Regions from separate parts of the Homo sapiens genome. Here regions 2 and 3 are each linked to region 1. Evidence: chromatin contacts called from ENCODE Hi-C or POLR2A ChIA-PET data. All regions are on one chromosome and are shown on one strand. Each heading gives the region's core, a stretch centred on a gene start or an enhancer-like site at or near the end of the contact. The rest is flanking DNA. Distances are from core to core; before and after follow the strand shown. Region 1 holds the start of LIMA1 (LIM domain and actin binding 1). Region 2 holds the start of ACVR1B (activin A receptor type 1B). Region 3 has its middle 30 kb from the start of TUBA1C.

Region 1 (2,982 bases), core at 297-2,796:
GAGTCTTGATACTTGATACTGTTAATGCAAAATAAGTAGCAGGCCATTAGTTTGGAGTTGTTTTTGTACCCAGAAAGCAACCCAAAATTTAGAGGTATTCCTTGCACCTTTTGTTTGTTTTGTTTTTTTGAGATGGAGTCTCGTTCTCTCATCCAGGCTGGAGTGCAGTGGCGAGATCTCTGCTCACTGCAATCTCCACTTCCCGGGTTCAAGTCATTCTCGTGCCTCAGCCTCCCGAGTAGCTGGGATTACAGGCACTTACCACCACGTCCGGCTAATTTTTGTATTTTTAGTGGAGACGGTGCTTCGCCATGTTGGCTAGGCTGGTCTCGAACTCCTAACCTCAGGGGATCCGCCTGCCTCAGCCTCCCAAAGTGCTGGGATTACAGGTGTGAGCCACCGCGCCCGGCCCCTTGTACCTGATTTTGAATGGAGTTTCAACCAATCACAAACAGACAACCAGCCAAGTGGTTATATAATTAGGGACCTCCCATGTGACCATACCCAAATAAGGCAAACGCTTAGCTGTAGCCAATCAAATTTCTTTACTTTCGTGTTCAGCCTATAAAGTTTGATGCCTGGGCAGCTAGAGCAGGGGTGTCTGAGCCTCTTTTGGTTCTGACTGTTGTCCGATTCAAAATCTAAGTTTGTTTTGTCTGAAATTTTTATTTCTACAATACCTATCCAGAAATCAGTCTAGGCTGGATATTTGAAGGAAGAAGGGAATAACTGGCTGGCATATTCATCACCTGTTGGAAATCTCTCTTCTCACACATTTTCATTAACTTCTTGAGGAAGTGTAATTACAAGCGTTTTCCCACGAGCAGCCCCTACTAATAACGCATCAAGCTGCATGAATTCCGAAAAGCTTCAGAAAACTTGTGGTCTGAAACCCTACTATGCTTGAGGTACAGGAAAGAAGGATACTATCAAAAGGCATCATGCAGCTGGCACGGAACTGGGACAAGAATTTGGGGGCAGGATGGCCAAGTGCTAGGCCAATTGACGGTCTCCAAACCATTAGCACAGCTCCTATTCTGAATGGAGGAGTAAAAACAGCTGTTGGAGAACTTGGACGTCATCTGCCCTTGTCAAACCGTTTTCAGGATTAATGTACTTAATTCAGCTTTTTCCACTACACCACACAGCCTCCTGTAAAACACCCTCCCTGCACACAACTTACCCCCAAAGCACCAGGAACCTAGCTGGCTAGAGTTGAGCTTAGGAAAAACCTGAGTGGCTCCAGAGTCAAACTGCGATAACGTTGAGTCAGAGGAGTTAAGGACAAAGTAGAGCTGCACAGAGGCCCACGTCGTGCAAGTGCGTGTCTCCTTCAGAGAAAAGCGTGCCGAGGTAGACTAGGCCCCGGGCAGCAAAAACCCTGTCCCGTCGCCAGCGCCCCGCACCGCCAGAGCGACTGGAGCAGACGCGAGCGCTGGGCACGTAGCCGGTGGCGCGCACGCTCAGCCCGAGGCCGCACGGGAGGCTGTCTGGCGTGCGCGCCCCCGCGGCGGTGGGCGGGGTCCGGGGCGGGGCCGCAGGAGCAGTAGGTGTTAGCAGCTTGGTCGCGACAGGTGCGCTAGGTAGAGCGCCGGGACCTGTGACAGGGCTGGTAGCAGCGCAGAGGAAAGGCGGCTTTTAGCCAGGTAAGGGCCTTCTCTCTCCACAACCGGAGAGTGCGGGAAGACCCCGGCTTCTCTCCACACCCTCTTTCTCCTTCGACTTTTGGGGCGGGGGGAGTGCAAGGAGTGTGAGTCCCTCCCCCTCGAGATAAGGGGTCGAGGGACGCTGATCCTCCGTTCTTTCCTCACTTCTGGGGCCTGCGCTGGGTGGGGAGTGCTTATGTCGGGCTGAGCCTTTGCTGCCCAAGGGCGGGAGCTGCAAATACCCCGTCCTCTCCCACCGAGAACACTGCATTCTAACTGTATACTTTCTGGTGTGGTGGAGGAAGGTGACAATTCATTAAAACTCCAAATACCCTCCTTCCAGGGAAATACTGTAATATTCAACTGTTCTTTTTCCTTCATTTTCAGCCATTCCCTCTCTTTTCGATTTTTTCTCCCTTCCATTACGCCAGCTGAACTCTGTTTAAGACACTTACACCCTTTTGAGGAATGTTGAGAATATAGCAGTCCTTGCAGCCGATGTGTCATCCCCGAATCGCTATCGTGTATATATCGCTGGCACTTGCCCCCGACATATGTTGGTGTTAATGTAAGGTAATTGTACACCCCTGGCTACACATACTAAAGCTTGAAGTTGTAGCTGCTAGGAACGAACCATCTGGCACCCTTCCTAGCCTCCTTACTGATGCTTGCAAGAACGGTTTAGCTGATCCTGGTGAGAGATATTTGAACTACTATTGTCTTGCACCTAATTCCAGCTTTCAAAAGTCTGCCTTGGACGGGCGCAGTGGCTCACGCCTATAATCCCAACACTTTGGGAAACTGAGGCGGGAGGATCGCTTGAGCCCAGGTGTTTGAGACCAGCCAAGGCAACTTAGCGAGACCCTTGTCTCTACAAAAAAATAAATAAATAAATAAAAATAAAAGATAAGTCTGCCTAATCCAGATCTGCCTAATCCAGATGGTTCAATTGACTTGACTTTTCAGGTTAGTCAAAGGTAATTAGGGAGTTATCAGTTTTTAAGGCAATGCCCATTTTGGGGAGAGGTTTTCTTTTGCATTAAGTATTCTTTCTTTTGCTCTTGATTTAAATGGTTTAACACAGTACCTTTTATCTGCTTGGTTACCAATACTATTCACAAATGCTAAATATTTCAGGAGCCATGAAATAACACCAATCCTTTCTTCTGAGGTATGATGTAGACACAAAAGAACATGACCCCTAACAACATGTTCTAAGTTCCTGTAGAGGTATAACCTGGGTGCAGGATGATCACGTTTTAGATAGATCTTCAAAAAATTATAGAGTTGGCGTGAAAGAAGGCAAAAAAAAGTGTGTGTTCATATATGTTTTCTT
Region 2 (2,982 bases), core at 291-2,790, 1.7 Mb before region 1:
CCACCTGAGAATCATTATTTTTAGTGTAAGAGAAGAGAGCCACAGAACACACTTTATCTCCCATTGCTGGAAGGTTAGGGGCTGCTGAGAAGTCAAAGCATCAGGCTTTGTACGTCAGGAGCGAATACAATCCTGATCATCTCTCCCAGATCCATCTGTGGGTCAATAATCGCTTCAATATAACTGCCAAATATAACCTTCATCTGCTACCCCAAGGCCAAAACACATTCGCCAAGACTCTCTTAAATGAAATATTTTAGGGTTTCATCTGCTCTTCTCAGCCCCCAAAGCCTCAAAAACAACACAGCCAGCGAAGTGTCCCGCAAAAAGGTACCCGCTTCTACAGAGAGGAGAGTGGGGGGGTGGTATAAGGCGAGCCGCAGACTGTGGGGATTGGGAGGTAAGGGGTGTGTGAGGGTGGGCGGGCTGGGAAGAGGCATCGTGTAGGAAGGTAAATAAGTACTGACCAAGGGCCGGGAATACAGTCCAGTGGTGGGATCTTTAAATAATCTTGGGGGTTTGGAGACAGGTTCCAGGATTTCACCTGAAAGGCATCCACAAAGTGATTAACTGAATGGGCCCCCCGGGGTAGGGTGGGGGAGGCGAGGAGGAAAGCAAATACACCTAGATTCACATCAACCCTTGGGGAACTCGGTTCCATAGGGTTAGGGATTCCAAAGCCAGGCTCCAAAAAGGTTTAGGGGCCTGTTCGTCCCACTTCCTCCAAATAGCCTCCACGGGGCATGAGTGCCGGAGGGCGGAGGGGGGATTGCCCCACTGAACTCAAGGGATTGAGTGAAGGGGAAATGTGACTCCCTTTCCCAGAACATTAGGGAGGCAGTGGAGGGAGGGGAAGAAACACGCCAAGTGCAGGACCTGAAGGAAAGGTTAGAGACCCCTTCCCCTACAGTCTGAGGTGCGCGGACTCTCAACATCAGGTTCCCTCGGAGAGGCTAAGACCCCACCGCCCGAACCCCACAGTCTTGGCGGGAGAAAGACGCCCCCCAGGAGCACCTGGAGGGAGGGAAGAAAGCCCCCCGCCCCTGGACACGGTGAAGGGCAGAAACCACGGACCTCCAAATCTTGGAGCTGGAGGCTCAGACTCCCCTCTCTGGAACACGAGGGCGCTGGGAGCGCGACCCCTGAGAACTGCCCGAATCCAGTTCCGCCTGGAACAGGGCTCGGGTCCCCAGGGGCCCGGCGTGAGCTCCGTCGCCGCCGGGCGGCTGCGCCTCGGAGATCGGGGAAGCTGACTGGGGGTCACCCCGACTCCTCTGCGCCCCCCACCCGGCCATATTGTGCTCGTGGGGAGGGGGCGCGCTGTAGTCCAGCGGCCGCGGCTCGAGGCCTCGCCCTTGCCGGGCCCTCTCCATCCCGGCCCCCGCCCCCCGTCCCAGGACTCACCCTGGACCCCCCGGGGCCCGGACCCGCCGCTGCCGGCGAGCAGGAGGACAACAAGGGGGAAGAAGGAGGAGGCTCCGGCCGACTCCGCCATAGTAACCACCGCCGCCGCCGCCGCCGCCGCAGCCCAGCAGCGCCCAGCGCGCGCGCGCGCGCCCCCGGCGCCTCCCCTCCTCCCGCGGCCCGGCTCCCGCCTCCCTCTCCTCCGCCCGGCGCCTGCACGTGCGCTCCCGGCGGAGCCGGCGCCGCGGCCGCCGCGCGCGCCCCCGAAGGGCGGGGCCGGGGCGCGCGCGGGCGCCCGCCTTAAAGGGGAGTGTCCCTGTTAAAGGGGTGGGCGGGGCTCACGCCTCGGCCAACTTCGCGGATCGGTGCCGAGCCCGGCGCGGAGGAGGCCGGAGCCGAACGTGCAGTCTCCTCCCTCTCCTGCACCCCACGCAGTGCAGAATTATCTTATCAGAGTCGATCCCCCGCCCCCGTCGAATATTCTACGAATCCCGTGCGTGTTCCAGTTCCTCCATCCCTGCGCCTAGCCTCAAGCCCCCAGCGCGTCCCCTGGGATCATCGCCGCGGTCTCCTAACTGGTTTCCCTGCCTCGCCTCGCCCCCTGCCATCCTCTGGACGCGGCAGCCTGTGTGATGGAATCGCGGCACGCGCCTTTTCAGAACATAGCAAAGCTCTTTATTGATGACAGTATGGGTGAGGGTGCCGTGTGAGGCACTCTGATTGGGCTGGTAGGTAGAACCCTTTTGGTAAACAATTGGCATTATGCATCAAATGCCTTAAAATCTTCATATCCATTTACCCAGTATTGTCCCCTGTCCTCAAGAAATAATAAGAGGACAGATGTTTATGAAAAATGTTAACTGTATATTTATCATTGTAAAAAAGGTAGAAACTAAGTAGACAATAATAGAAAATGTTAAATTATGGCCCATCCATATGATGGAACATTATTTAGTAATTTAAAATCCTGTTTACAAAAACTATTGACATGAGAAAATGCTTACAAGATAATGTTAAATTAAAAAAGCAAAATGCAACACTGTTTACAGTATTATTCAAATTGTACTGATAATATGTGTTTATAGGAAAAAAAGACTGGAAGGATATTTACCCAATAGTAACAGTAGTTATTGCCATAATTTTTTTACTTTTAACATTTCAATAATTTCTAAATATTTTTCAAATAAATGTTACTTTCAAATCTAGAAGAAATGCTTAAGAAAGTAAACAAATCACTCCGTATCTTTCTGAAAAGAGGTCAGTTTCTTTAGCTTGAGAAAGAACTTGATATAAAGGAAAGGGCAGAATTTTTGCAGCCAGAGAATTCTGGATCTGAATTCTGCTTCCTACTAACTAGCTGTGAAAACTTGGGCAAGGTTTGAACCTCTCTAAGCACAGCTTCACCATCTGAGATCTAGGGGTGGAAAGGATGGCCAAGAGATAGGGAGAACAGTTGCTTAAATGGAATTCTCACCTTCTAAGTTTCACCAACCTGAAGAACTCCCATCGTCATATCCGGAAAAAATAAAGCTGAAGACACACTCGCCAGACACAGTGTACACACAATCACATAAAGTC
Region 3 (2,982 bases), core at 340-2,839, 1.0 Mb after region 1:
AGAAAAATCTTCAACTGAATCAGAACTGACTGAGGAGTTTGGAAAATGTTGGCAGGGCTTCATGATCTTATATCAAACCGTGGCAAGGCCACATTTTAACATCTCCCTACTCCCAGATTAATTTCATTTCTGTCACCCTCTTCACCTTGGAAACTCCTCCCATTCAGCAAAATCAGAAGCATTCAGAATAAGCACATTGTGATTTCTGTCCCTGAAACCCGCTGTGTGCACTGATGGAAAGCATAGTTTTAGTTTGTAGCCCTGTGCCCGTGGGCCGGTGGAGGAAATTAAATGAGTTGAGCCTCAGGTTTTCCTCAGAGACCAGCAATGTAACAAATGACGACTCATTGAGGCCCGAGGGCTCCTCAACACAGGCCACTTTCTTGCAGAGAGTCAGCCTGGTCTCTTTTTATTTTTTAAAAACTATGTAAGATTTTTTTTTTTTTTTTTTTGAGACCGAGTCTCACCCTGTCACCCAGGCTGGAGTGCAACTTTCGCCTCCCAGGCGAACTGTAACTTTCGCCTGCCAGGTTCAAGCAATTCTGCCTCAGCCTCCCGAGTAGCTGGAATTACAGGCGCGCACCACCAGGCCCAGCTACTCTTTGTATTTTTAGTAGAGACGGGGTTTCACCATGTTGGCCAGACTGGTCTCAAACTCCTGACCTCAGGTGATCCACCTGCCTCGGCCTCCCAAAGTGTTGGGATTACAGGTGTGAGCCACTGCGCCCAGCCTGGTCCAGCCAAGGTGCCAGCGAGTCTCTCCTGGACAAAAAATGGGGCGCTGACCTGCAACCCCGACACCTTTCCGGAAAGGGCCTTGCAGCGGCGCGGCGCGTCCAGCAGATGGCGCCCCAGCTGAATTTTCGCGAGCTGTCCTCCAAGCTTGCAGAAAAATCTGGAACTAACAGGAAGGGGAATTTTTTTTTTTTTTAAGCATTCTAATTTTCAACCTATACTGCCTTTTTGTCCGTGTCAGGAGCCCTTTTTATTCGAATAAGTTGCAATGCATTTGAGATGTCTAAAAGACTTTTTGATTACGCAATCCCAAATTAATTTTTTTTTTTTTTTTGGCCGGGCGCAGTCGCTCACGCCTGTAATCCCAGCACTTTGGGAGGCCGAGGCGGGCGGATCACGAGGACAGGAATTCGAGACCAGCCTGACCAACATGGTGAAACCCCGTCTCTACTAAAAATACAAAAATCAGATGGGCGTGGTGGCGGGTGCCTGTAATCCCAAATACTCGGGAGTCTGAGGCAGGAGAATCGCTTGAATCTGGGAGGCGGAGGTTGCAGTGAGCCGAGATCGCGCCAGTGCACTCCAGCCTGGGCAACAAAAGCAATACTCCGTCTCCAAAAAGAAAATTTTTTTTAGGATGTCCACTCTTCCAAAAGACCCAAGAGGGAGGTTTTCAAACAGCATTAATTGTCACAAGAGTTCAGAAACTTTCGCGGACAGCGATATGTGAAGAAAGGCCGCTTCTAAACAGCAGGGCGTGGCGGGGGCGCGCTCGCCGGGCCGCGGCGGAAGTGGCCTTCGTGGCGGGCGGGGCGGCGGCTGCGGCCTGGAGATAGCGCCGCCTGCTGGTCACCGGGGACAGAGCGCTCGGGGCTCGCCAGGACTGCGGCGCCACGCGGGTGGGAGCCCGAGCCCAGGCCCAGGCCCTGGCGCTGCACGTCACCGTACTAACCAAGGAAGCAAAGTCATGGACACAACCACAGCCTCCTTTCTGCTCTGCAGAGAAACCTGGAAGCCTACTCTGGTTTGGAGAGTAGTGTTTCAACGAACTTAACGGTTTTTAGCGCTTGCCACAGCTAAACAGGGTGGACTTGATTTTTAGGGTGTCCTTGTTATTTAAGACAATGCTAAAGGAGAATGAAAATTAGAACCTGGTAGGGGACTGCTTTCATTTATTCTCTCCTGCTTTAATGGGATTTACAACATATTAAAAGCAGTTATCAGAGGCAAATTGGATAAATGGGCTAGGGGTTGCGTTTCAAGGTGGAGGCGTTTGTCATTTCTGACTGTGGCCCCTCGTTTTTATTCCAGGATCGTTGCAGTGCCATTTCTAGGTCCCTCCTCCTCTCCCCACTTCCCTTTTCTCTGCACCCATTTGACAGGAGCCTCTGCAATCATCTGCTTATTGCGCGTCACCGTCATCCAGTGGGAGAGCCTTGTGGTACCACCTTTCTCCACCTATGGCTGCGGCCCGCAGGAAGATGACGGGTTGCGCTTCTGCTCTGGAGCCAGCCCTGTTGCCGGGAACTGCAACCCGCAAGATGATGCCAGAGCTCAGCTTCCCTCTTTTTATGTTGCAGAGTTTATGCTGCCCTGCACTGAGCAGACGCTTTCGCTTACGCAGCCCTGCCCTTCACCTTGCCCAGTGATTCCGGAATAACCTTCCGGACCCTCCTACTTGCAGAGGTTCGTTGCTTCAAGCGTCATAATCATTCATCTCCGTTTTTCCTCTAGTGATGAAGGCTCGTGGACGGACCACGGTTCACTCGGTCTAGGAGTCACGCTGTTGATCAGGTTGTCAGACATCAAAATTCCCATCTCCCATCAGGGCACAGCTATAGGGCTCTGGGTCAAAACAGGGCCTTCTCTTTTGTCTGGTAGCACCAGAAACACGGTAATTGGGAACCCATCAGGAATGGAAGGCTCCTTGAGGCCCTGGAGATGGAATGTTGGGCCCCCAAGTCCTGAAAGGAACCAGTGGGGCTGTAATCTTCACAATCTGGATCCAGCCAGAAGAGCACTGAGAGCTCAGTGTTTGGAGGACAAAAAAGGGCAATGGATATACAGTAACTTAGTGAATCAGGGCCCGGATCCAGGAAGATGCCTGACATTTGTTTATCAGCAGAGAAACAGAAGTAAAGGAGGGGAACCTTCTCCTAAGTGTTACTGTGTTATGAAAGTGTCCTTCAGGGAGAGGCGACATGAACAGGGCAGCTGATAACGTTGATACTGTGCAGGCACACATCT

What was found. A loop is a pair of places that touch in the nucleus more often than their neighbours do. ChIA-PET counts read pairs that join two places held with the same protein, here RNA polymerase II (POLR2A). Pooled maps may share reads with other maps.
Region 2: a loop to region 1 is called in a map of CD4-positive, alpha-beta T cell, with 12 times the contacts of the local background. The contact joins the promoter of ACVR1B here to the promoter of LIMA1 in region 1. A Hi-C loop is called at or near these places in 3 of 168 maps with a recorded cell type or tissue (CD4-positive, alpha-beta T cell, CD4-positive, alpha-beta memory T cell and CD8-positive, alpha-beta T cell) and 7 of 50 pooled maps. POLR2A ChIA-PET finds 5 or more read pairs at or near these places in 1 of 52 experiments (T-cell).
Region 3: a pooled map shows a loop between it and region 1 (4-fold over the local background). The contact joins the enhancer-like site here to the promoter of LIMA1 in region 1. A Hi-C loop is called at or near these places in 3 of 50 pooled maps.

What each region holds. Positions count from the first base shown.
Region 1 is chr12:50,282,084-50,285,065 of GRCh38, reverse strand. LIMA1 (LIM domain and actin binding 1) reads left to right here and starts at 1,546. Exons shown (of 11, transcript NM_016357.5): 1 at 1,546-1,646. LOC107984505 (a long non-coding RNA gene) reads right to left here and starts at 1,445. Exons shown (of 2, transcript XR_001749144.2): 1 at 1,184-1,445. RefSeq lists a silencer at 1,326-1,635.
Region 2 is chr12:51,950,257-51,953,238 of GRCh38, reverse strand. It overlaps ACVR1B (activin A receptor type 1B), which reads right to left and starts at 1,540. Exons shown (of 9, transcript NM_004302.5): 1 at 1,405-1,540. The coding sequence starts at 1,495. RefSeq lists silencers at 1,546-1,595, 1,626-1,685 and an enhancer at 1,143-1,762.
Region 3 is chr12:49,233,203-49,236,184 of GRCh38, reverse strand. It overlaps a transcript of TUBA1C not described here. Among named protein-coding and RNA genes, the nearest start is that of TUBA1C, 30 kb to the left of the region's middle. RefSeq lists a silencer at 1,419-1,708. Within about 2 kb of position 1,589, at least 36 of the 41 ENCODE cell types and tissues checked have a DNase peak (open chromatin) inside an H3K27ac peak, as active enhancers do.